Regions from separate parts of the Homo sapiens genome. Here region 2 is linked to region 1. A link is a loop called in an ENCODE intact Hi-C map of the cell type or tissue named here. Cell type or tissue: mammary epithelial cell. All regions are shown on one strand. Each heading gives the region's core, and the rest is flanking DNA. Links, peaks and the distances in the headings are about the cores only.

Region 1 (11,917 bases), core at 2,726-10,725:
GTTCACAAAACCTCTCATTGTTATCTTGAAAATATTTTAAAGGTGGTTTGCAAACTTTTAAGTCGTAGGATACTTTACACTCTTAAAATGTTTGAGGATACCAAGGAGAGCTTTTGTTTATGTGGGTTCTCTCTATCAATATTTACCATAATGGAAATTTAAACTGTGAATATTTAAAAGTGTTTTTTTATTTTTATTTTTTTTTAAAAAGCAGCGTGGATCCTTCTCATTCAGAACTTTCAACAAATTATCTGTAGGCTGTCCAGCACTCCCTTGCCATCTGTCGCAGGGGCTAGAAGCCTGAGAACTCCGTTTTCTAGAATCCTCTGCCAGGAGGGCTCCAGATTAGTTTCTGCCAATGAGAAGCATTCTCACAAAGTTTGGAAGACAGGCAGAAGCCAGATTGTTGCTCCGCGAGCAGGCGTCTGGGCTTTAGCAGATGTGGAATTTTTTTAGCACTTTAAGGCGTTCCTATAATGACTGGTTTCAGAGATTCATAAAACTATAATTATAACCAATAGTTTCCTGGGGTCTCTGAAATTTCCTGACCCTCTTAAAGCTAGTAGCAAATTTACATTTTTTCTCCTCCCACCCTTTCAACATTTCTTTAATCATTGAATTCTATGATTTATATCTCTTTCTGCTTAGAATAACTGGAGAGTTTATATATTTCTGAACCATCTTACTTTGTGGTTGGAGCATCAGAGAAAGACCAAACAAACAAATAAATATGCAAAATGCATACAAACCATGTGAAGTACAAGAGAAATAAAATTAGCATCATAATATAGGCCTCATTGTTAGGTTTTAAGATGTATTAAAACACACCCTAAGTATATGAGAACTATACAGTGTCAGCCTATTTACTTACATTAATAATTATGTATCTGTTTTTGATTTTCTAAGAAAACATGTAGTTTGTTTTTCAAGTTTCAAGGCACCATAAAATAAAATCAGAAAATGATATTGGGAAAATGACATTGACTTTTAAGAAATTAACACCAGTGTTCCTTGTCACAATGATTTGTGAATGTGCTATAAAATTTTACAGACTCTTACCATATGGAAATGTTTTACACAGAAATTCTTGGCAACATGATTTAGAATCTCATTACGTAATACCTTGATATAAAACACCGATTTGCTGATGTGATTAATTAAAAGCACAATTTTCATTAATTTTTATTTTAATTTCTGAACATTTTTCTATTTCATTGACTCTTCTGGAAAACTCAGCATAATCTAAGTTATATGAAGCATAACTTCCAACAGTTGGAACAGAAACTTCAGATTGCAACAACAAAACATATTGTACCTCAGCTTTGCAGAAATAAGCAACATTTACCATTGAGGAGGAGGAGAAATGTCTTTTCCTCACTCATCCTAGGTACATGGAGGAGGCTTCTATAACAGAAGACAGATGAATAAAAGAAAAAAGCACACAAATGTATTTAATGTAAGTTTTATGTGACGCAGGATACTTCATAAAGAAATGGAGACCCCAACATGTGTAAAACTATGTATTTTTTTATGTTAGCTTTGATAAAGAAGTGGATAGTCATGGAGAAGTATGAGGGACAAAGGGGTATGATCTAATGTTGATAAACTTGGGGAACTTAGCAAGGCCTGTGTGTTCAGATTCTCCTTGGCCTCTCTGTAACATTCCTTCCCTCTGAATATAGAGCAGGTCACCTGTCACATGAGAGTCTTTAAGATGGAGGATCAGAGAGACTTTTTGCTTCTGTGGTTTTCTTAAGTCCTTCGGATTAAAATACTCGATATTCCAAGGTGCCATATTTTGGGGTATCAGTTCCTGTACCCCCATTACTTTTAATTAGGGATTTTTATTTAGGAAGACTATGTGGTATCATAGAAAGACATTTGATGTCAGAACTACCTTCAAATAACTGTAAGTTACTTAACAGAGTAGTTTACATCCCCTTAGTTCTACAGACCTGAGAAGATAAGAGTTTAGGTTTATGGGAGGCTAATTCTACTGCACACACTAGTGACTGCACATTGCTTCATCTTTTTGAGCCTCTTTTCTAGTCAGAAAAAAAGAGGTGACCATTCTTACCTGCTAAGACTTTAGCAAGGATTAAACCAAGAAATGAATGGCAAGTGCCTTGGTCAGATCTAGCACAAAGTACACACCAAAGAACAGTACTATTCTCACATGTCCCACTTAAAGGACATGGCTACAAGCTTTGGGAGAGAGTTGATCCTGTGTCCCCTTTTTTATGGTATCATATTTGATGAAGCTTATGAATGCTAAGGAGTTGGGTGTGTTGCAAAAGTATCTTCATTGGGATTAATTCATTGATTATAAGCAAGGCAGAGAGAGGAGGAGAACTATTTGATTAAATGTATTCTCTTCTAACCTCAAAGGTAAATCATGCAACATATATCCCAACCAAGCAAGGGCTAGAAAAAGCTGCACACACGTTAAGGGATTGGACTTTCAAGTTTCATCTTTCTATTTGTCAGTTCTGCTTAAATCTTTCCCTTTTCTACTTCTTTTCATGAAGGCCTCAAAAATCATTTTTGTCTCTTTTCAGCAAAATAGTATCCTTCACCATTAAATTATTGATGTTAATAATCTTTTTTTAATGAGGTGGATTTTTATTCATGCTCAATCAAAAGAATCCACACCCTTCTCCTAATTCAGTTTCTGTGGGTGCTCCTCCACTCTTCTAATGATTAGTCATATCTTTGGGTGCTGGGAGAGAAAAAGATTTTCTAAAATATATTTTAGGAAAGCATGCACTTTGTTTTTTTCTGATTTTTTTCAAAGTAGGCATATCTGTTTAAAGTACCACTAGCTTTGCAAAAACATTAAATTACTATAGGAAGAGCAAAGAGTCATGAGCAAATAAAAATGTAAGGAACTGTGCTTTAATATTTTTAAATTGCTGCACTATGACATCTCTACAAAGGGTCCTAGTTAAAAAATAACTTGACTTACTGTCTTAGGGGTTGGCAGCCAGAGAGGGAGGAAAGGGCTATAGATTAAGAAAGTGGGTTATAAGAGTATAGAATTTTAGAGGTAGAAAGAACGTTGGAGAACAACCTAATATCCCAAATCCTTCATTTTATGAGCGAGGGAATTGCAGGCAAGTGAGATAAAGTGACAATAGAACTTGGAACCTACCCTTTGAAAATAAAGAGTTACAAGTGACTTTGTCTACACATGCAAAGCCAAGTGTGAAATGGTGCCTTTCTGCTTAAATGACATTTAGAGCCAGGATTGTCAAATTCTGCATCCATGTTGATTGGGTCATCAAACTAGTCGGGTATTTTCCTAATCTCTGCTAAAAGCCATGCTTTGCAAACCCAGTCTGTGGGTCTACAGCAAAATGCAGCTCAGGCCCTGCTCCCATGCAGCCACTTGAACAGCTTTTAGCATTGTACACTCGATTGTTCAGTTTTGTGCTGAGACACCATTTTCTTGCCATCCTGTTTCCATTGACTTCTCAGTTCTTTTTTCACGTAGCCCATCATGTACTGGCTAAGCACTCAGATATGCATAGCCCTGAGTTAAGTGGTTAGTGGGAACACGAAAGTACAAGCCAAGGTCCTGAAGGAGCTTATTCTCTAATTAAGAAATAAATGGATGCATGAAGAAGTGAGATCATAGATCCTGTATCTGCAAGTGTAATATATTCAGTGCTGTGGTTCAGAAAAGGGAGTAATCTCTATACACCGCCCTGGATTTGAACTGGACTGTAAAATGGGGTAGGTTCTAGATATATGTTCATATGTTCAGATATCTACATAGATTCTATATCTAGATATTCATATATCTAGAACGTATCTATCCGCATTTCACGTATATGATATATCAGTATATCACAACCATGACGTACGATATAATTACATGAAGCAGACAGGGAATGGCATTCTAGGGAAGGCGATAACATGCACACATACTTTAAGTTGGTAATAAACACCCCATATCCCAGTGTCAGATAGGAAAATAATCTGTTGGGGGCAGGGGGATTCATGATAGGAAGTAGCTGGTTGGGTGTGTTTTAGGAGAACTTGACTACTAGGCTGAGTACATTATCCCATTAAATATAGCAAGGCTGCTCATTACAAGCCTATGAGTAAGTCAACTTTTCATGGTGGAGAGTAGAGAACATAAATTGTCTTGCAATCCATTAATATTATGACATGATTACCTGGTTGCCCCCCAAAACGCATCATTTTATGGGCTCTCTTCTGGTAAAATTACTTTTCTGACTCTGTAACACCATAAAAGAATACTCCCCAAACCACAAAACTGAGACAACTAGAGTGCTTTGGATTTTGCTACCCATGTAGATTTATAAGTTTTCTTTTTATTGATAATTCATTGTGGAAATTACTTTGGCAAATATGTATTCAGAAGTCCATTCAAAAAGGAAAAACTCACTAAGTGAAGAATCTAAAAAGTTAATACAGCTCACAGAGCAGCCAAGAAATAGAAATAGAAATGGTGAGGCTTGAACTTCTAGCAAAGATATCAGTGTTTCACGTGATGGATCCAGAAGGAGATGCAATCCTTGCCTACCCCATTGCCATCTTTTCAAAGTCAAGAATGAGACCCAAGAGTAACAGGAGAGGGATGGAGGCTGACAAAGGCAAAGCAGCAGAAAGGAATCATTTAGAATATGCTCATGTCCTGATTTGAGGTTGAAGACCCCCCAGGATAAGAAGTGTTCTGCATGAGATATGTTTATTTGGCAAACAAGAAAGGCCAGAACAGGGCCATCATTTCTTTTTTTTTTTTTTTTTTGGAAGCCCTCGTGATGGGATAAGAAGGAACGCATCCCAGCCAAAGGTCTAGAAGGAAGCTTCAAGGTCAGGCCCTGATTTGACACAGGGCCCCTAACACTGTCAAAGTGGCATGCCTGTTGGCCCCTACAAATGCACGAGGAGAGTTTCTGTGTTGTGACAGAGTCACACTATTTATCCTCCTTCACTGAGCTTGCAACTCTAGGAGGGACACAAATGGAGTGTGAGGGTGGCAGGAGGAAGAAAGGCCACCCTTAACCAGCCAGATAAACTGAACCAACACTGCGGGACAATGGAATAAGTGATACCACCGCCAGTTTTACTTTCTTTTTCTTTGCTTATATGTCATTTAAGAGCCACTTGCAGTCACTTGTCCCCATGAACAAAGGTACTCTGATAGCTTCCTTTTTTTTTTTTTTTTTTTTGAGATGGAGTCTTACTCTGTTGCCCAGGCTTGAATGCAGTGGTGAGATCTCGGCTCACTGCAACTTCTGCCTCCCGGATTCAAGCAATTCTCCTGCCTCAGCCTCCCAAGTAGCTGGGATTACAGGCACCAGCCACCACACCCGGCTAATTTTTGTATTTTTAGTAGAGATGGGGTTTCACCATGTTGGCCAGGATGGTCTTGAACTCCTGACCTCAAGTGATCCACCTGCCTCGCCCTCCCAAAGTGCTAGGACTACAGGCGTGAGCCACTGCGCCCAGCCTGATAGCTTCCTTTTTATCCCCACTGGTGTAAGTTGACTAAACAGCAAGTCTTGAGGACTTTCATGGTCTTCTCTCCTCTCTTGTTCTAGGCTATTGCTTAGTCCCCTCATCCTAATCAGGAATAGTCAATACCTTCAGAAGCTCCATGGAAGATATCCAGGAGATTATCCAACTCTTTCAGATTTCCCAGAGTCCAAGAGTTTGGCTCTCCATAGCCCAGCTTTTTTTTTTTTTTTTTTTTGAGACAGAGTCTCATTCTGTTGCCTAGACTGGAGTGCAGTGGCATGATCTCAGCTCACTGCAACCTTCGCCTCCTGGGTTCAAGTGATTCTCCTACCTTAGCCTCCCAAGTAGCTGAAATTACAAGTGCATGCTACCACACCCAGCTAATTTTTGTGTTTTCATCAAAAATACATTTGGATTTTTAGCAGAAAACGGGGTTTCACCATTTTGGCCAGGCTGGTCTTGAACTCCAGACCTCAAGTTATCCACCCACCTCAGCCTCCCAAAGTGCTGGGATTACAGGCATGAGCAACCGCACCCAGTCTGTAGTCCACCTTTTGTAAGAGATGTGAATTGGGATGAGTCTTCCCGGTGTGCCTAAGTCTCAGCTCAGGCTCCTAAACATTCAAGAGAACAGAGAAACTGTCCTGAGGTTACAGGCCTTCGCATTTCTCCTGATGCAGTGGATGGGATAGCAAGTACCAAGGCTTAGCGACTACTCTAGCTTGTGAGCAGATCTGGGGATCCCTAGAGGGAAAGAGGAGAATGTGAATGATTTAGAGTCGTCTTTGGTCTAACCTGGTCATGACTGTGCTGTGTTCCTGACCTGGCTTAGAAAAACCCTCCCATTGACAAGCCTTTCTTGGTTTCTACACCATAAGTTGATGACTATTGAAGCTGAACATGACCTCAATGGTCTTTTAGTTGGCATATTACACTTGGGTTGGGGTGTGGATATGTGGGAGTTTGAGGGATGGGGATTAGGTAGCTGAGGACCAGGGACATCTGATGTAGTGGAAATCTCCTTTGTGCTGATTTTAGGTCTCAGGACAGTCCCACAGCCCAACACCACCTTATCCATGGGACTATCGTGATCGTTGGGTTCTCCGGATGGAGTCCTAACATCGCCCTTTTAAGCAGTTGCCCTTTCTTTCTACTACCCAGGTCAAGCTTTGGAGAAATGGGACAGAAAGTCAAGGAGAGTTTTAACTTTAAACTCAGCAGCCTTTTTTGAAGGTGTCGCTGTGGAAGCCAAGATCATGTCTGGGATTGACCCTAAGGTTGATGGAAGGTTTCTGAGCATAGTTCAGCATCATCCCACCAGGGGGCAGTAGGAAGCTGTGTGCACAAACCATTTCATCTTGACCAAAGTCAAATCCGAACCATACAACTTTTCTGTCCTTGAACCGGAGCTTCATTAAAACCCTTGGGCAACATTTCAAACTTTAAAACTGTAGAAACTTTTAGTGAATATGGAAGCATTGTTAAGCGTAGGTTGGATTTTCTCTTCATAACCAATACAGGATTCAATTTTGCTGGGAGCATGTCATCATTTATTTTCTTGTCTGAAATGGCTGTTTTTCACTGGTTTCAAGATCTGAAATATGAATGCATTATTTACAATTATGTAATACCCTTACCCTGAGCTGTAAAATAAAAATTAAAAAAACTTGCTTTTCCGTGTCTTTTAAAGTGTTGCCTCCAATCCATGTTATTAAAATTTAAAAGAGCCCAAGAGCAGCATTGGTAATAGCAGAGAACAGATTCACACTCAGATTCATTTTTGTTTAGCACTTGCCGTGTGCCAAGCATTGCCCTGGGAACTAGGAGTACAGGGGTGGCTCTGTTCCTCGGGGAGATCATGGTCTCCTGGAAGATCCTACAAAATAACAGAAGACCAAGTCCCCTGTGCTCTGGAGTAATTAGAATGCTGCTCTTAGCTTTTAGGCAAAAAGCTAATCAAATTGGTAAATGGGAAAAAGAAACACAATAGAATCCTTTCTGGAAAAACCACTGCTTAGGAAACCTGACATGTTCATAATTGCAGGATTTGGGGTAAAAACCCCTCAAAGCAAATTTCCTACTTTATCAATTCCATTACAGCCAATTATGGCCTGTGTGTGTGTGTGTGTGTGTGTGTGTGTGTGAGTGTGTGTGTTGTGTCTATATATAACGAAATTAGGGCAAATGGCTTCCTCATTATTAAGAGAGCATTTTTCCTTCCTACTTGAGTTTTCATTATTTCCTAAGTAATATTTTCTCAGTGCAATTTTGCAAATGTAAGATACCCGGGAATAGATACAGGTTGAAGCGGCAATCCAGGGACTGTCTCATAAAAGCATTGAGAAGTTTGGAAGCACATTAAGTTTTTAGATTGAAACAGCAATAAAATAATGTCACTGTGTTATGAACCAGGTGCTGCCTGCCTGCCTGATGTGTCTTGATTCTAATTAGTTAAACAGTAAAAATGGAGCCCTTATTTTTTTGGCAAGGTTAAGCGTATGGCTGAACATGCTCAGCACAGGACAGTGATTTGCAAACTCTGAATCCTGGTCCCCAGTCTATTCTTGACTTTGGGAAAGTCACTTCGCCTCTTGTTTCTTATTTCTCTTGAGTAAAATGGAAGCCATGAAACAGTCCATCTCACTGGGGTACCGTGATGAATGTCACAGATGATGGAAATATGCTTTGCAAATTCAAACTGGGGTTGAAATGTTGGTGCTAGCCCATAGCAAAGAGGTATGTGTCTGGTTTCATAGAGAAGCAACTCCCCTGCCTCCCTTTTTTGCCCACTTCTAGCCTCTGCATATGCCTAGAAGCACCAAGATCATTATTCAGCCATTTTTGCCCTTAAACAAACCAAATGCAGTCATTTCAAAGATATTCAGAAAGCATCTTGCCTTTATGCTCTTCAGGAAGCAGGAACCATGAAAATCAAGTTATTGTAGTTGTGCTTATGCGCCTTCTTGCCTCGGATTGACAGGGAAGGTATTGCATTTGGGGACCATAACCGCAAAATGGATTTATGATATAGGAAGGAGACAATTTCTCCATGTGGAAAGGGGAGCACTGGGCCGGTAATTCCTTGTGGTGAGTTTTTCTTCCCTAGACAGCAAACACAACGGCAGAAACTGTTATTTTCTTTTTTACTGTGTATCCAACACCTGTCACAGTGCCTGGTACACCGTAGCCCTACAGTAAATGTTCGCTGAAAGAATGTTGAGAAAAAAAATCCACTGTTTCACTTGAAACTGCTAATTGTCATACCAAAGTACTTGAAAACTGCATTTTCCATGAAGATCCTAAGTCATAAAACAACCATGAAATAATTGGAACTAATACTAATCCATTCATGTCTAAATTTATGTACAAAATTATAAAATTTTAATATATTTTAAAAGGCTTTTTTAAAAATGAACTTTAACTTTGATCTTTATTGTTTTTAGTAGATTTTTCTATAAGCCTGAATTCCCACAGTTCAAAAGAATGAAGAGAGATGCTAGTTTACCCTTGTATTGCGGAAACTCCAACAATACTTAACTAGCTCACAGGGGAAAATGGGATTTCAGTCACATGGTTTTTATTCTTATTTACTCCTGAGCATCCCAGTATTTTAAAATGTAAAGGCATAAAGAGGAGATACAAATGCCTTCAAAACTCACTGTTACTTCTTAGAAGCCCAGGATGACTTGAGAATTGAAAAACAGCACAGCTTCATGGTCTAACCTGTTTCGAAGGTGATTCCCAAGTCTCTTCTATGAATGCTTTGTACTGGGATTTCAACTGTTTGTGCTTTTAGTGTTTCTTAAGGAAGAAGCAGCCACATTTCATGATTCCTACCAACTTGCAGGAAGTTCTACTGTGAAAGAAGGATAAAAGAACTTAGTATTATTTTCAGGAGAAGGGTTACATTTTCCCACATTATCACATGTCCCCCCAAAAAGTATCATTGAAGGGAAAATTGAGGACTTCTTAAAAGAAAATAGAGTTTAAGGCCACTATGAAAAGAAATGCTTTAATTTTTTAATTGCTTGGGTCCATGTTCAATAAAGAGCTTCGCTAATCATTTTTCCTAATTACTTTGGCTAACTCACATTTGATGGGAAAAATATATATTGTGGAAACTGCAGTGAAATGTAAGTTGTTCTCCCATGTAATTAGTTTGTTCTGGGAGCTTATTTTTATTACAAAAATAATTTGTGGTAGGTAGCTATAGGAAGACGCTCAGGCTGGAAGGTTTCAGGATAATATTTTCTATGTGAAACCTTCTCTACCATGAGAAGTCATTTTATTCCTTGGAATTCAAACATATACTTTACATCTAATTCTAGATAGAGAGATGTAACAGACCTGGGCCTTTCACTGTCTGGCAGCATTTTGGTGGCCTTCTATCCATGGAGGGAATTAAAGGCTTCAGGCATCAGGGCCCTGTATATTCTTTCAGAGAACCTATCTCTGGGGCCCTGTTTCCCTTTCTTACTTGTGTCTCCCTCTCAGTGCCAGTTCAGTTATATGGGAGGTGTAGGGAATGGTGGAGGTTGGAAGAAGGGCACAGCCATGCCTATACCTGGAGTGATTTCTCCAGGGAACATTGACTGGTTTTGTTCATGGCTCCCTGAAGCCAGGAGGTATGGAGAAGGGGGCTTTCTTTTTTTTTTTCCCCCCAAAACTAATCTAACTGCCTGTTCTCTGAATCCCATTTATACCAACTCCCCAGGAATGTCCTCTCAACTATTTTCAATTTTACCCTCCGTTTGGCTCTTTCTCCTTTGCTTTCAAACATTAGTAAATTCACTTATATTTTTAAAAAGAAGAAAAAGAAAAAAAAAGACTTAACCTTAGCAAAGTCTTCAAACAAATATCCTTTACCTGGTGCCTTTATTTCTTTGTGTTCTCCTTCCTGACTTTTATGTACTTTGCAGTCTGGCCCCATCCTAAAATATCTTTATTGTTAAGATTTTAACTCAATAAAAATCAAACCTCAATGCAGAAAAGGACCCCAAGAGGTTGTCTGGTCTGCATCCAAATCTTCAGGCATCAGTGGCCATGCACTTGCCCCAAGAGAACAAATTTCCAGGACCCTGTTTCTCGTTCCTGCCTCTCTCTTGCTCTCAATGCTAATTCAAATACATGGGAGGCCAATGGAGAGCAAGCATTGCCCGACCTGGGGTGATTCCCCAATCTGCAGACAAGGCACAGGGGCCAACAGCCAGAGGACACTGTGTACTTCGATAAATCTTTTGGTGTTTTCTCATGCTCACCAATCTTTCTACCATGTTTGATACAGTTAAAAAGGCCAGTTCAATTTCCATGACACTATATTCTGAATTTCATTCTGAACAACAGGGGAGAATTAGTTGGGGAAACTGGGCACTTACAAAAGGTCTTACTGATTCTCTGGCTCAACAGAGAATTCTCATAAGCAGAGGGCCTTTGCATTGCATTGAAAATACTTTGATTCTGTGAGCAAAAACACAAGCATGGTTCGTATTGAGCATGGTTACTGATTTAAAAGCAATTCAAAGCTGAGTGTACACTCCAGATTTAATGTTTGGCTATGGTTTTTATTTAGAAATATTTCAAGACAGAAAGAAGGCATTGTAAAAGTTACAGCACAACAGATGGTATATTTGGATATATATTCAAATATGCAGACTAGATCTCTATCATTGGGATCGCTTTATATTAATATTTCTGAAAATAACTATCACTAAAAATAGCCATATACAGTTTTTTTCTGCTTTTCTTCTGGGCACTGTTACACAATTTATAAGAAAACAACTGCATTGCCTTTTAAAATCAGAATACAAATAAAGCGGTTTGCATGGTTGTATGTATATTTGGTGTTGCTGTTGGTTGCTTTGTTTAGTCTGTTGGTTGATTTGAATTAGGAAGATTCAAAAGAACAGGGTGAAACCTGTGTGTTTGCCCCAGGGAGGGTGCCTCATTGCAAGAATCAGGACCTGGGATAGGAGACAGAGAACTCACTGACTCTTGAGTAGCTGGAGGCAGTGTTGGACCCTGGCAGCACCAAGTAGGCACTGACAATTAAGGAGCAGGAGCAATGTGGCCAGGGAACCACCACTGCCATCTCTTGCCACAAGCCACTCTCACACTGCTGCCACTGCTACTTCTACCCTTCGCGTCATCTTGAGTCCTTCCCTCAGGGTTTAGAGTAGAGCCCACATCACCTACCTGGACACTGGTGGCCAGGGATGGTGCAGAGATGGGGAAGGCGGAGGGAAACGTCTGAGAAGGGTCTTACCCTTTCCACTTAGATTAAGGGATGAGGGGGTAGATTCGCTGACATGGCAGAGAATTTCCCAATAATGCGAAGGAGTTTTGAATGGTGGACTCTCCCGCAATATTCAGTATAGAAGGGGAAATGTATTAGAACACTCTGACTAATAAAAATATCATGTGCCCTCTA
Region 2 (11,917 bases), core at 1,775-9,774, 290 kb after region 1:
GGGAGGCTAAGGCAGGAGGAGCTCTTGAAGCCAAGGGTTCAAGACCAGCCTGGGCAACATAGAGACCTCACCTCTACAAAATTTTTTTTTCAAAAAAGAATACTAATAATCTATATGATTTATTGCTATAAATATTAGCTTTCATCACGAGGCTGAGGAGTCTTTTTCAGGTTTCTCCACTGTAAGGTCACACACACCCCCACCTCTTTTCTATGTTGTCTTCTTTGGAAAGAAGTCACTACGTGTTATCCACACTTGAGGAGTGTGCTATGTTCCCCCTCCTTCAGGGTGGAGAATCTGCATAAATTATTTGGAATTCTCTGCATAAGAAATTTGTGTTTATTTATCCCCCTGTGTTTATTTATTCAATCATTCGTTTATAACAGTATAGACTCATGGATATTTATTTTCACTTTGGGTTTGAATCCAGTATTACTTGATTGTTGCTGACATTCATCCAGCTTTGGCCACTGGGAGCCCTTTCAGTTGACCCCTGTGTTCCTTTGATATACCCTCTTCCCCTCTTCTTTGTGGTTTGTGGGTTCTTTGTTTTTTGTTGTTGTTTTGTGGCTCTTCTTTATGGCACTGAAAGATACTCCAGGCTCATCTTCTACATTTCCTGCCACAATCCTAAAATCAACCATCTCTCTAAGGAGTTCTAAACCAAGATGTGTTCTTTGCTACTGAGGTGTTGCTTCTTTTTTTTTTTTTTTTTTTTTTTTTTTCAGACGGAGTTTCATTCTTGTTGCCCAGGCTGGAGTGCAATGGCGCAATCTCGGCTCACTGCAACCTCCGCCTTCCAGGTTCAAGCAATTCTCCTGCCTTAGCCTCCCGAGTAACTGGGATTACAGACGTGTTCCATGATGCCTGGATAATTTTGTATTTTTAGTAGAGACGGGGTTTCTCCATGTTGGTCTGGCTGGTCTTGAACTCCCAACCTCAGGTGATCCACCCACCTCGTCCTCCCAAAGTGCTGGGATTACAGGCATGAGCCACCGCAACCAGCCTGAGGTGTTGCTACTTTTAGGGCCTTTGACTGATAGAGCAAAGAAATATATGTGTGGATACTAAACCATGCATAGACACATATCTATATTTCCTTCTTTCTTTTGCCTTTCCCAGAATGTCATATAATTAGAATTGTACAATATGTAGCCTTTTCAGAGTGGCTTCTTCCACTTGGCAATATGCATTTAAGATTCGTCCATGTCTTTTTGTTGCTTAAGAACTTTTCATTGCTTCATAAGAAACTGACAAACTGGCTGGGATGGTGGCTTACGCCTGTAATCCCAGCACTTTGGGAGGCCAAGGTGAGCAGATCACTTGAGGTCAGGAGTTCAGGAACAGCCTGGTCAACATGGCAAAATCCCATGTCTACTAAAAATTCAAAAATTAGCCAGAAGTGGTGGTGTATGCCTGTAGTCCCAGCTACTCAGGAGGCCGAGCATGAGAATCACTTGAACACAGGAGGTGGAGGTTGCAGTGAGCCAATGTTGTGCCACCGCACTTCAGCCTGAGGAACAAAGCGACACTCCATCTCAAAAAAATAATTAAAAAAAGAAAAGAAACTGATGAACTGTCCTCTAAATTTGCTGTACCATTTTTGCATTTCCATTATCAATGAATGAGAGTTCCTGTTGCTCTGCATCCTGGTCAGCATTTGATATTATCATTTTCTGGATTTTAGTCATTATAGTAGTGTGTAGTAGTATCACATTGTTGTTTTAATTTGCAATTCCTTAATAACAAATGATATTGAGCATCTCTTCTTTTCTTTTCCTTTATTTTTTTTTTATGTTTTTGAGACGGAGTCTCACTCTGTCACCCAGGCTGGAGTGCATTGGTGCGATCTCAGCTCACTGCAGCCTCCACCTCCTGGGTTCAAGCAATTCTCCTGCCTCAGCCTCCCGAGTAGCAGGAACTATAGGCACAGGTGACCACACCTGGCTAATTTTTGTATTTTCAATAGAGACAGGGTTTCAGCATGTTGGCCAGGCTGGTCTCCATCTCCTGACTTCGAGATCCACCCACTTTGGCCTCCTAAAGTGCTGGGATTATAGGTGTGAGCTACCGTACCCAGCTGAGCATCTTTTCTTTTTTAAAAGAAATTTTAATTTTAGATTCAGGGGGTACATGTGCAGATTTGTTACAAGGGTATACTGTATGATGCTGAGGTTTGGGCTTCTATAAAACCTGTCACCCAGATAGTGAACACAGCACTCAATAGGAAGTTTTTCAGTCTTTGTTCCTCTCCCTCCCACTCTTCCCCCTTTTGGAGTCCCCAGTGTCTGTTGTTCCCATATTTATGTCCGTGTGTTTATTAGCTCCTACTTACAAGTAAGAACATATGATATCTGATTTTATTTCTGTGCTAATTCACTTAGGATAATGGCCTCCAGCTGCATCCATGTTGCTGCAAAGGACACGATTTTGGTTTTTTAAAAATGACTGCGTAGTATTCCATGGTGTAAATGTACCACATTTTCTCTATCCATTCCACCACTGATGGGCCCCTAGGTTGATTCCATGTCTTTGCTGAGTTCTGTGTCTTTGTCAATAGTGTTGCAATAAACATACAAGTGCAGGTGTCTTTTTGGTAGAATGATTTATTTTCTTTTGGGTATATACCCAATAAGGAGATTGCTAGGTCAAATGGTAATTCTGTTTTTAGTTCTTTATGAAATCTCCAAACTGCTTTCCACAGGGACTGAACTAATTTCCAATCCGACCAACAGTATATGAGTGTTCCCTTTTTTCCACAGCTTCGCCAACTTGTTACTTTTTGGCTTTTTAGTAATAACCATTCTGACTGGTGTGAGATGGTTTCTCATTGTGGTTTTGATTTGCATTTAATGATCAATGATGATTAGCTTTTTTTCATATGCTTGTTGGCCTTACGTATGTATTCTTTTGAGAAGTGTCTGTTGACGTCTTTTGCTTACTTTTTAATGGGGTGGTTTTATTCTTGTTGAATTGTTTAAGTTTCTTATAGATACTGGATATTAGTTCTTGTTAGAGGCATAGTTTGCAAATATTTTCTCTCATTCTGTAGGTTGTTCAGCCTGTTGATAGTATCTTTTGCTGTGCAGAAGCTCTTCAGTTTAATTAGGTTCTACTTGTCAATTTTTGCCTTTGTTGCAATTGCTTTTGAAGACTTAATCATAAACTCTTTGCCTAGGCCAATGTCTGAGGGGTATTCCCTCGGTTTTCTTCTAGGATTTTTATAGTGTGAGGTCTTACATTTAAGTCTTTAATCCATCTTGGGGTAATTTTTGTATATGGTGATAAGTAGAGATCCAGTTTCATTCCTCCGCTTATGGCTAGCCAGTTTCCCCAGCAGGGAGTCCTTTCCCCATGGCTTAGTCTTATTGACTTTGTTGAAGATCAGTTGGTTGTTGCTGTGTGGCTTTATTTGTGGGTTTATTTCTTATTCTGTTGGTCTATGTGTCTATTTTTGTACCAGCACCATGCTATTTTGGTTACTGTAGCCTTGTAGTATAGTTTGAAGTCAGGTAATATGTTTGTTCTTTTTGTTTAAGGTTACTTTAGCTATTCATGCTCTTTTGTGGTTCCAGAATTTTAGAATACTTTTTCTTCTAATTCTATGAAAAATGACATTCACAATTTGATAGGAATAGTGTTGAATCTTTAGATTGCTTTGGGCAGTATGGACATTTTAATAATATTGATTCTTCCAATCCATGAGCATGGAATGTTTTTCCATTTGCTTGTGTTGTCCATGATTTCTTTCAGCAGTGTTTTATAGTTCCCTTACAGAGATCTTTCACCTCTTTGGTTAGATATATTAATATTTCTGGGTATTTTATTATCGTGTGTGTGTGTGGCTATTGTTAATGAAATAGCATTCTTCATTTGGCTCTCAGCTTGAATGTTGTTGCTATATAGAAATGCTACTGATTTTTGTATGTTGATTTCATATCCTGAAGCCTTAGTGAAGTTGTTTATCAGGTCTAGGAGCCTTTTGGCAAAGTCTAGGTTTTTCTAAGTGTAGAATTGTGTATCTTTTCATATGTTTATATGCATCTGTTTGTGTTCTTTGGTGAGGTGGTTGTTCAGATCTTTTGCCCATTTTTTTAATTGGTTTTTTAAAAATTGAATTTTAAGAGTTCTTTGTATAACTTTACTTATTTTTCACACCCAAATTTTCTAAGTATTTTGAGAGACCTTAAATGTGATCATCAACTTCTTAACTTCATAGATTTTAAAAGTTAGTTCAGAATAAAGTTTACCCTTCCTCATTAATACACTTAATAATGCTTAGTTTTAACAAATTATATACATACACACACACACACGCATATATATATATACACACACACACACACATACACATACACACACACATACACACAATCACTCCTTAAATGTGCAAGACCGGGACTTGACTTTGAGAAATTTCAATTCAGGAAGGAAAATTCAATGGGAGGTATTATTATAGATTTAATTTGATGGGAAACGAGGCAGAAAATTTCAAGGACATTATCCCCTTTATATTCTCTTCATCCTTTGCTGATTCTGGCTTTAAAAGACTTCAGAAGTCTTCCAGAGACATTTATGCATTTTCTGAAGGAATGGTAAAAATCCTAATTCTGGGTAACTTTGTTTTACTCCAAACTCTTGGTGCTAAGATTCTGTTCCGTAGTTTCTCACCAAAGCATTCTGTCCCCTTCAGATAGTCAAACATATGACAAACAAAAATACCCACACCCTCTTTCCTTTCCTACCTGGTGCTAATTGGAAAGGGTACCTGGTCAGCGCATTTATTTCACTTTCAGTCATGGGGGAGTCTAATTATGTTTGATTTAACCAAATAATACAAAATTCCTCAGTTCTTGCTTATGGATTTGGACTTCAAAGCATCTTGCCTTTACCTCTCAGAAGCTGTTCTCACTTGTTTTTTGTTTTGTTTTGTTTTGTTTTTGAGATGGAGTCTTGCTCTGTCGCCCAGGCTGGAGTGCAGTTGGTGTGATCTCGGCTCACTGCAACCTCCACCTCCTGGGTTGAAGCAATTCTCTTGCCTCAGCCTCCCAAGTAACTGGGATTACAGGCATGCGCCACACGCCGAGCTAATTTTTTGTATTTCTAGTAGAGACAGGGTTTCACCATGTTGGTCAGGCTGGTCTTGAACTCCTGACCTCAAGTGATCCACCCGCCTCGGCCTCCCAAAGTGCTGGGGTTACGGGCGTGAGCCACCGTGCTTGGCCATCTCACTTGTTTTGAATCAGGATGCCTAGGTCAGTGAGAGCCTGTGTGAGCCAAAAACAGCCACGTTCATCTTTGAAAAAACTTAGGCCGACAAATCAAGTTTTTAATTACAGGAAATAATCACCAACTACTGGAGATGCAATTAAAGGCATTTTTCTCTGAGAGTAGCTTGTTTGTCTTTTATATTTTTCCCCAAAGCTCATTATAAAAAATACTATGTTCTTTCATACTTACAGTCTCAACTCTATCACTTCCTGCTGTGAGTATGGAAATGAATTTTGTTGAAATCAAAGAAATTAGTTAATAAGATTTTTTTTAGCCTGTTAGTAGAAGTGGCTTAACGTTTATAAAGAATATTTGCTTTGCTCATAATTTAACTGAATGAGACATCTGACCTCTGCTGTCTATCAAATTCATTACCGCTTTCTGGGACCCATGAACTGCCTTACATTGTACTAGTTGAGAACTGATGAAATAAAACCATAACTCGATTCATCAAACTGTTTAGAATTCAAATGTTGAGACATATCTCACTTAATAACATGAGGGTATTTTGTTTTTCTTTTTAAATTGTTCACTCTGGCCTTTAGTAGCCACCAGGGAGACATGTGAGTTTGGAAGGGCATCTCAGGTCAATCCTAAAAGCCTGCAGAAGAACTGAGCTGGCAGAATATAATCCTGCAGGTTGAAACTTAGCCAGCCTTTGAAATTATTTTCATCGGGAAAGTACTACAGGATTTTTTAAAATGACATAGTAGACACCCTACTCAGAAGCCTACTCCCTAATTTTTTTTTCTAGTTACTCATTTGCCAAGATGACTTGTTTATTTGAAAGTTGTTGTGATGGAAGTTGGATTATGTATATTATGATTGCTTTTCTTCCTGTGTATTATTTTCATTTGAAAATGTCAAAGTATCTCACCATTTTCCTATTTTATAGACTAGTAAACTGAGTTATATGATTTTGGTGAATTTAAGCTTCCAGGGCTAGATCTCCATTTAGCTTTCTCTTCTACTATTTAGCGCAGTCCATACAAAGCTAGCTGCACCAGAGAGCATTTTATCTGAATCCTATTCTTGTTCACCATGCCTTCAGCAAGCACATTTTACAGAGCGTCCACACGCCGGCCAATAGAACTGCAGGTGTGAGCAGTTCCATTAACCTGTCCTCAAGCCTTAGTGGGAGAGATGGCACAGAATTGCTATATAGGATGTGAATGCTCACTCAAGGGACAGAGCATACAAGGAGACCAGAGAAACAGACCATGGGAACACTAGAGGGAACAAAAGGATAAGAGGCAGTTTGGGTCAGGGAAGGCTGAGGCTTGAAGAGTGAGTTGGAGTTTGCCAGACACAGAAGAGACCCTTGGAAGCAAAGAGATCATGGTATGTCCTGTGCAGAGTTTAATGAGCACAGCGTGTGTAGGGGACATGCTTGGACATGAGACAGCTGGGGCTGAATCAATGAAGTACCTGGTTAAGATGTTTGGACTTAATCCTGTAGGCACTGGGAAGCAACTAAAAGGTAAATAGGGAAGTGACATATCAAATTTGCACTTTAGGCAAGTCCAATGAGAAGGGTTTGAGTTCCATCTTATGAAAAGCTGCTTCTAGATGCCCTGCAATTTATACAGCTGCCATATATTAATCTCCTACTGTGTGCCTGGGCATGCCCATACATGTTTTTCTTTACTTTTTACGCTTTTTTCTCTACTGGCTCTTAACCTGCCTCATCCTATGCCAAGTTTATAAACATATTTCAATTTAATATTATAAATAAAATAATAATACAAAGCCATTAAGATGAAGAGATTGCCATTGCTGTTGCATTCAGCAACTGGGAGTCCCTGCAAATTTGGGAAGAGCTGGTTCAGTGGAGGGCACGGGCACTGGGGTGGTGACTGATTGAGAGGTAAGGAAGGGGAAGTGGGAATATAGATGCTCCTTCTGGAAGGTGGACTGTGAAAGGAAGGAGTTAACCAGTGAAGGCTATAAGATGTGTGGGCCCTACAGAGGCCTGAGAGGAGAGACCCTGAAGGCATGGAAACAGTTGGTGGGTGGATTTGCTTTTAATAGGGGAAAGAGGAGGAGAAGGTGGAGGAGGAGGGATGGAAATATTTTTTCCACTGCCAATGATGGAAGATCGCAGTTGGGGCTGAATTGTCCTCATGGAGGAGGAGGAGGAGGAGGAAGTTGTAGAAGGTTTACTGCTTGCCATCGAATTTTCCAACAAAGATCTTCCACTGAAAATGAGAGAAGAGGTTGATGAGGAAGGAGACTGGAAGAGAAGGGACAAGCTTGAGAGAGTTTCCGTGTGGGAAGGAGAGGGGAATGTTGAGAAGGATTGTCACTAGGGCCCTGGCAAGGGTAGGGACCTCTAGTAGGTAGTCTCAGTAATGACCAGCAACACAGTGTGGGAACAGGAAAGGATGCTGGGACCCCCTGGGATTGAGATTGGGCTGTGTGGGGGTGGTAGGAGGGAAGGTAAGTGGTCAGAGGAGCTGAAGGCTTTGAGAAAAGTATGGGCAAGTGCTAGATCATGGCACCCAGTCTTTTTAATAGTAGGCTGAAAGAAGATACAGATGGTCAAAGATTTGGGGATTGTGGGAGCCAACAGGTTGTTATCAAAAGCGAAGAGAATAGAGTTGAAGATTTCAGATGTAGAGCAACAGTTCCGAGTGATACTAAGCTCCAAGGTATGGCAGTTCGTGTGCAGAGGCTAGGCAAGAGTCCTAGGAGATAAGGAGGCCGAAAAACCTGGAGACCAAAGAACCAGGAGGTCAAAGAATCTGGAGGTGCCAAGCCTTGTCCTAAGGGCCCTGAAACCCTCAGGGTGATGGCAAAAATTGGAGGGAAGAGAGAGTGGAAGTAGAACTCCCAAATCTTCAATGAACAGTGGGCTCATTATCTGCATAAGAGTGAGGATTCATGGGAAATGTGCTCCCCAGAAGAAAGCTTCTTACTTGCATTAAAAATATTAAGAGTAACTCTGAAAACATGATTTTAATCACAATTTCTCTCAGTGGATTTTAGGGTTTTGGAAAAGGCCACAAGTGCCCTAAAGTAGAAGTCTATTGAGATAATGAAAGTTTACTGAAAATTGTATCTGCAAACATTACCTGTCATTCATCTCTCAGGTGAGGTTGTATGAGTGTAAAAAAAAAAAAGTTCTTTCTTTTTTGCTAACTTTCACCTTATCACAATAATGCAACAGGAAGAGAGTTTCAACAAAGCATAATATAAACAGATGTCTCTCTTTTTTTTTTTTTTCAGACGGAGTCTTGCTCTGTCACCCAGGCTGGAGTGTAGTGGTGTGATCTCGGCTCACTGCGACCTCCACCCCCAGATTCAAGCGATTCTCCTGCCTCAGCCTCCCAAGTAGCTGGGGTTACAGGTGCCCACCACCATGCCTGGCTAATTTTTGTAATTTTAGTGAGACAGGGTTTCACCATGTTGGCTAGGCTGGTCTCAAACTCCTGACCTCAGGTGCTCCACCTGCCTCGGCCTCCCAAAGTGCTGGGATTACAGGCATGATCCACCGTGCCTGGCCATGAAGTCTCTCTTAAGACCTTTTATTGTGTGGGGCAGGGGGTTGTTTAAAATACATCCAGTGGGAATGGCAAATTGTGCCCTCTTTTCAAAGTTTGTTTTTCCTCCATCATCTATATTTGAGTTGTTCTGTGTGAATAAGTTTTGGAATGCTTCCTCCTTCTTGTTGACCACAGTGGTTGTTGACATAGACAGAGGTTGTTGGGATAGGAAGAGATCCCTGAGGTTGTCTTGTGGACAACAAAGACCCACGATAACTTTTCTTCCCATATAAGCATGGGCTATCCTAGAGCCCAGTCCCCTGTGGGATATGACCAACAATTATCTTAGAAAATTTCACTCAATCGGCTGGGCATGGTGGCTCACGCCTGTAGTCCCAGCACTTTGAGAGGCTGAGGCGGGCGGATCACCTGAGGTCAGGAATTCCAGACCAGCCTGGCCAACATGGTAAAACCCTGTCTCCACTAAAAATACAAAAAAGTAGCCAGGCATGGTGGCAGGTGCCTGAAATCCCAGCTATTAGGGTGGCTGAAGCAAGAGAATCACTTGAACCTGGGAGGCGGAGGTTCTAGTGAGTCAAGATCGCACCATTGCACTCCAGCTTGGGCAACAAGAGTGACACTCCATCTCAGAAAAAGAAAACTTCACTCAATCATTTCACTTCTACCTCTCCCAGTCCTCTTTGGAGCGTGAGGACACTTGTAAGGCAGTCTGTGGGGACAGTAACTTATAGGTTGTGTCCTGTCCGGTAGTGGGCTTTCATCAGAAGTATGCTTTTGGTCACACTACACCATTTTTTTATACCACCATAGAGTTGACAAACAGCATTCACCCATTTCATTTTGCTTTACTACTCCGATGTGGAGAAAAAAAAAATCTAAGGATTACATTTCTCTTGCAGATTTTTTAGATCAATAGCTATTATTTAAATACAGGGAATCCTGAAAGTCTAAGACTAAAAAATTTGGGTTCCTTTTGTATATGTTAAATTCTCCCATATACACATGGGTCTGTAAATAAAAATAAATAGGTGGCCCCTACCCTTGCAGTTGCATAGAGAAACTAGACCCTGAAATAAAATGGAACAACATTGGAGGATTTTTGTTTAGTGGATTAAAAATTCAATAATACTTGAAAACTTTGTCCAGCTCTTCAACAGAGATATTTGGATGAGTTTTCTGGCTTTTCTAATCAGGAAAGGCTTGTTGGAGAATTAAAGGAGATATGATTGAGGAAATAAAACACAATACAAGATTTTTCTGGATTTATTATGAATAAAAAGGGACCCCAGAGGATTAAGTGGATGTAGTTTGCAGTTGAGGTTAAGTGGTCATGGCAGTTTACCGTGGACATTGTTTAACTGATGGAAAACTCCAAAAGACTGACCAAGGAATTGAAGTAGACCAATTTGGACCAATAACTTGGAGCTCAGAATTAACCACTGTATTTCTCTATTCCAAATACCCATTCCTCTTCCCTGGAACCTCAGGCTGGCCACACAAACTTTCTTGAAAATTCTTGGGGTTCTGCCTTTACAGGAAGGCCATTTGCCTCACTCATCAGAAGTATTAGAGGTTTATTCTGCACAACCATGAAGAGGTTAAAGAGAAGGGTAGGGAGGCCATGAGGGTTCTTACATTCCATCTTGAGTCAACCATCTCCTGTTACCCTCTGAAAAGTGGCAGAATTTGTCCCAGACTTTTTTTTGTTGCACTTCATATCTACTATGGAATTACATTTATAGCTAATGCATTAACTCTAAAAATGGAGAAACCCATTGCTCTGCTGTTTTCATGGTAAGGAAAAACTGCTGAGTCATGATTGACATGGGCTGTTTCAAGAGTTTCCACGGAATGAAGGTAAACGCTTAGGATATCGCAGCCTGAGTGAGAGGCACTGCAAAGTGTGGCCGCTACTTGAAGTTCTTCATGGTGAGTGGAGAGGGAATCCTGAGCGCATCCTGGATTAGAAAAAAAAAAGAAGAAAGGTGGCCTGAAATATGATCTGAGTATATCTGGAAATACGCAGACATCTAGTACTTCACTTGCAGCACTCTGTGAACCAGAAGGCCAATTTCTACATGCTACAAGCTGCACTTCAAGATGCACCCAAAATGCATGCTCGGGAAGTTGTTTTTTGTTTTTGTTTTGTTTTGTTTCTGAGACAGACTCTCCCTCTGTCGCCCAGCCAGGAGTACAGTGGCGTAATCTTGGCTGGCTGCAACCTCTGCCTCCTGGGTTCAAGCAGTTATTTTGCCTCAGCCTCCCGAGTAGCTGGGATTATAGGCATGTGCCACCATGCCCGGCTAATTTTGTTGTTGTTGTTGTTTGTTTTGTTTGTTTTTGTTTTTAGTAGAGACAGGATTTCACCACATTGGCCAGCCTGGTCTTGAACTCCTGACCTCAAGTGATCTGCCAGCGTCGGCCTCCCAAAGTGCTGGGATTACAGGCGTGAGCCACCGCGCCTGGCTGGGAAGTCTTTTTTAATGGCAATAACCAAATGAACTCTCTTGACCTTGCTGCCTCTGCAGGCACTGCCCCGCCCCGGCCCTTCCACTCTAGAGGAAAGCACCTGGCATTTAGCATCTTTACACACAGGAAACAACAGATATGCTCAGGGACTTTTCCTCTAGCTTGTAACCAGGGATGGCTGTTGGGCTTGGCAGCCGTCAGGCTGAGAGTGACTCAGCTTAAAAGGTTTCATTGTTGATATCTGCCCTGAGCATTCCCCTTTGGACTTGGAGTTCCAGGATGTCTTGTGTCTGTGCTTCAGCATCTGAAGCCCCTTGTTGCCTGTTCTTAAGGTAGACTGCATTATCAACGGTGTCTTAAATTAATAGCTTCTCTCTACTGACTATTCACTTGTCACAGCTGACATGAAGGTTCTCAGTCCTGAGTGCCTATTAATGAAGCTCACAGATAGAGTGCAGAAACCCTTTGCAAGATCTGTTTTGCCAGCTTGCTGGTGTCCTGGCATGAAGGTCTCCGACCGACGTCTTTGAAATAGTTCCTGGCCGGGTGCGGTGGCTCACGCCTGGAATCCCAGCACTTTGGGAGGCCAAGGCGGGCGGATCACGAGGTCAGGAGATGGAGACCATCCTGGCTAAGACGGGGAAACACCGTCTCTAATAAAAATAGAAAAA

What was found. A loop is a pair of places that touch in the nucleus more often than their neighbours do. Peaks named below come from ENCODE experiments on the same cell type or tissue, not always from the same donor. Only the 100,000 strongest peaks of a DNase experiment are listed, where the experiment ranks them.
Region 2: it touches region 1 in a loop (5-fold over the local background); 4 of 110 quality-filtered maps call a loop at or near these places.

What each region holds. Positions count from the first base shown.
Region 1 is chr10:23,987,849-23,999,765 of GRCh38, forward strand. It overlaps a transcript of KIAA1217 not described here. Among named protein-coding and RNA genes, the nearest start is that of KIAA1217, 220 kb to the right of the region's middle. In mammary epithelial cell, for the core only: a CTCF peak has its summit at 6,813 (motif pointing right); no DNase peak of the experiment used is centred there.
Region 2 is chr10:24,282,126-24,294,042 of GRCh38, forward strand. All of the region lies in intron 2 of KIAA1217, which reads left to right. Among named protein-coding and RNA genes, the nearest start is that of MIR603, 12 kb to the left of the region's middle. RefSeq lists an enhancer at 10,247-11,446. In mammary epithelial cell, for the core only: a CTCF peak has its summit at 5,653; no DNase peak of the experiment used is centred there; H3K27ac peaks cover 627 bases.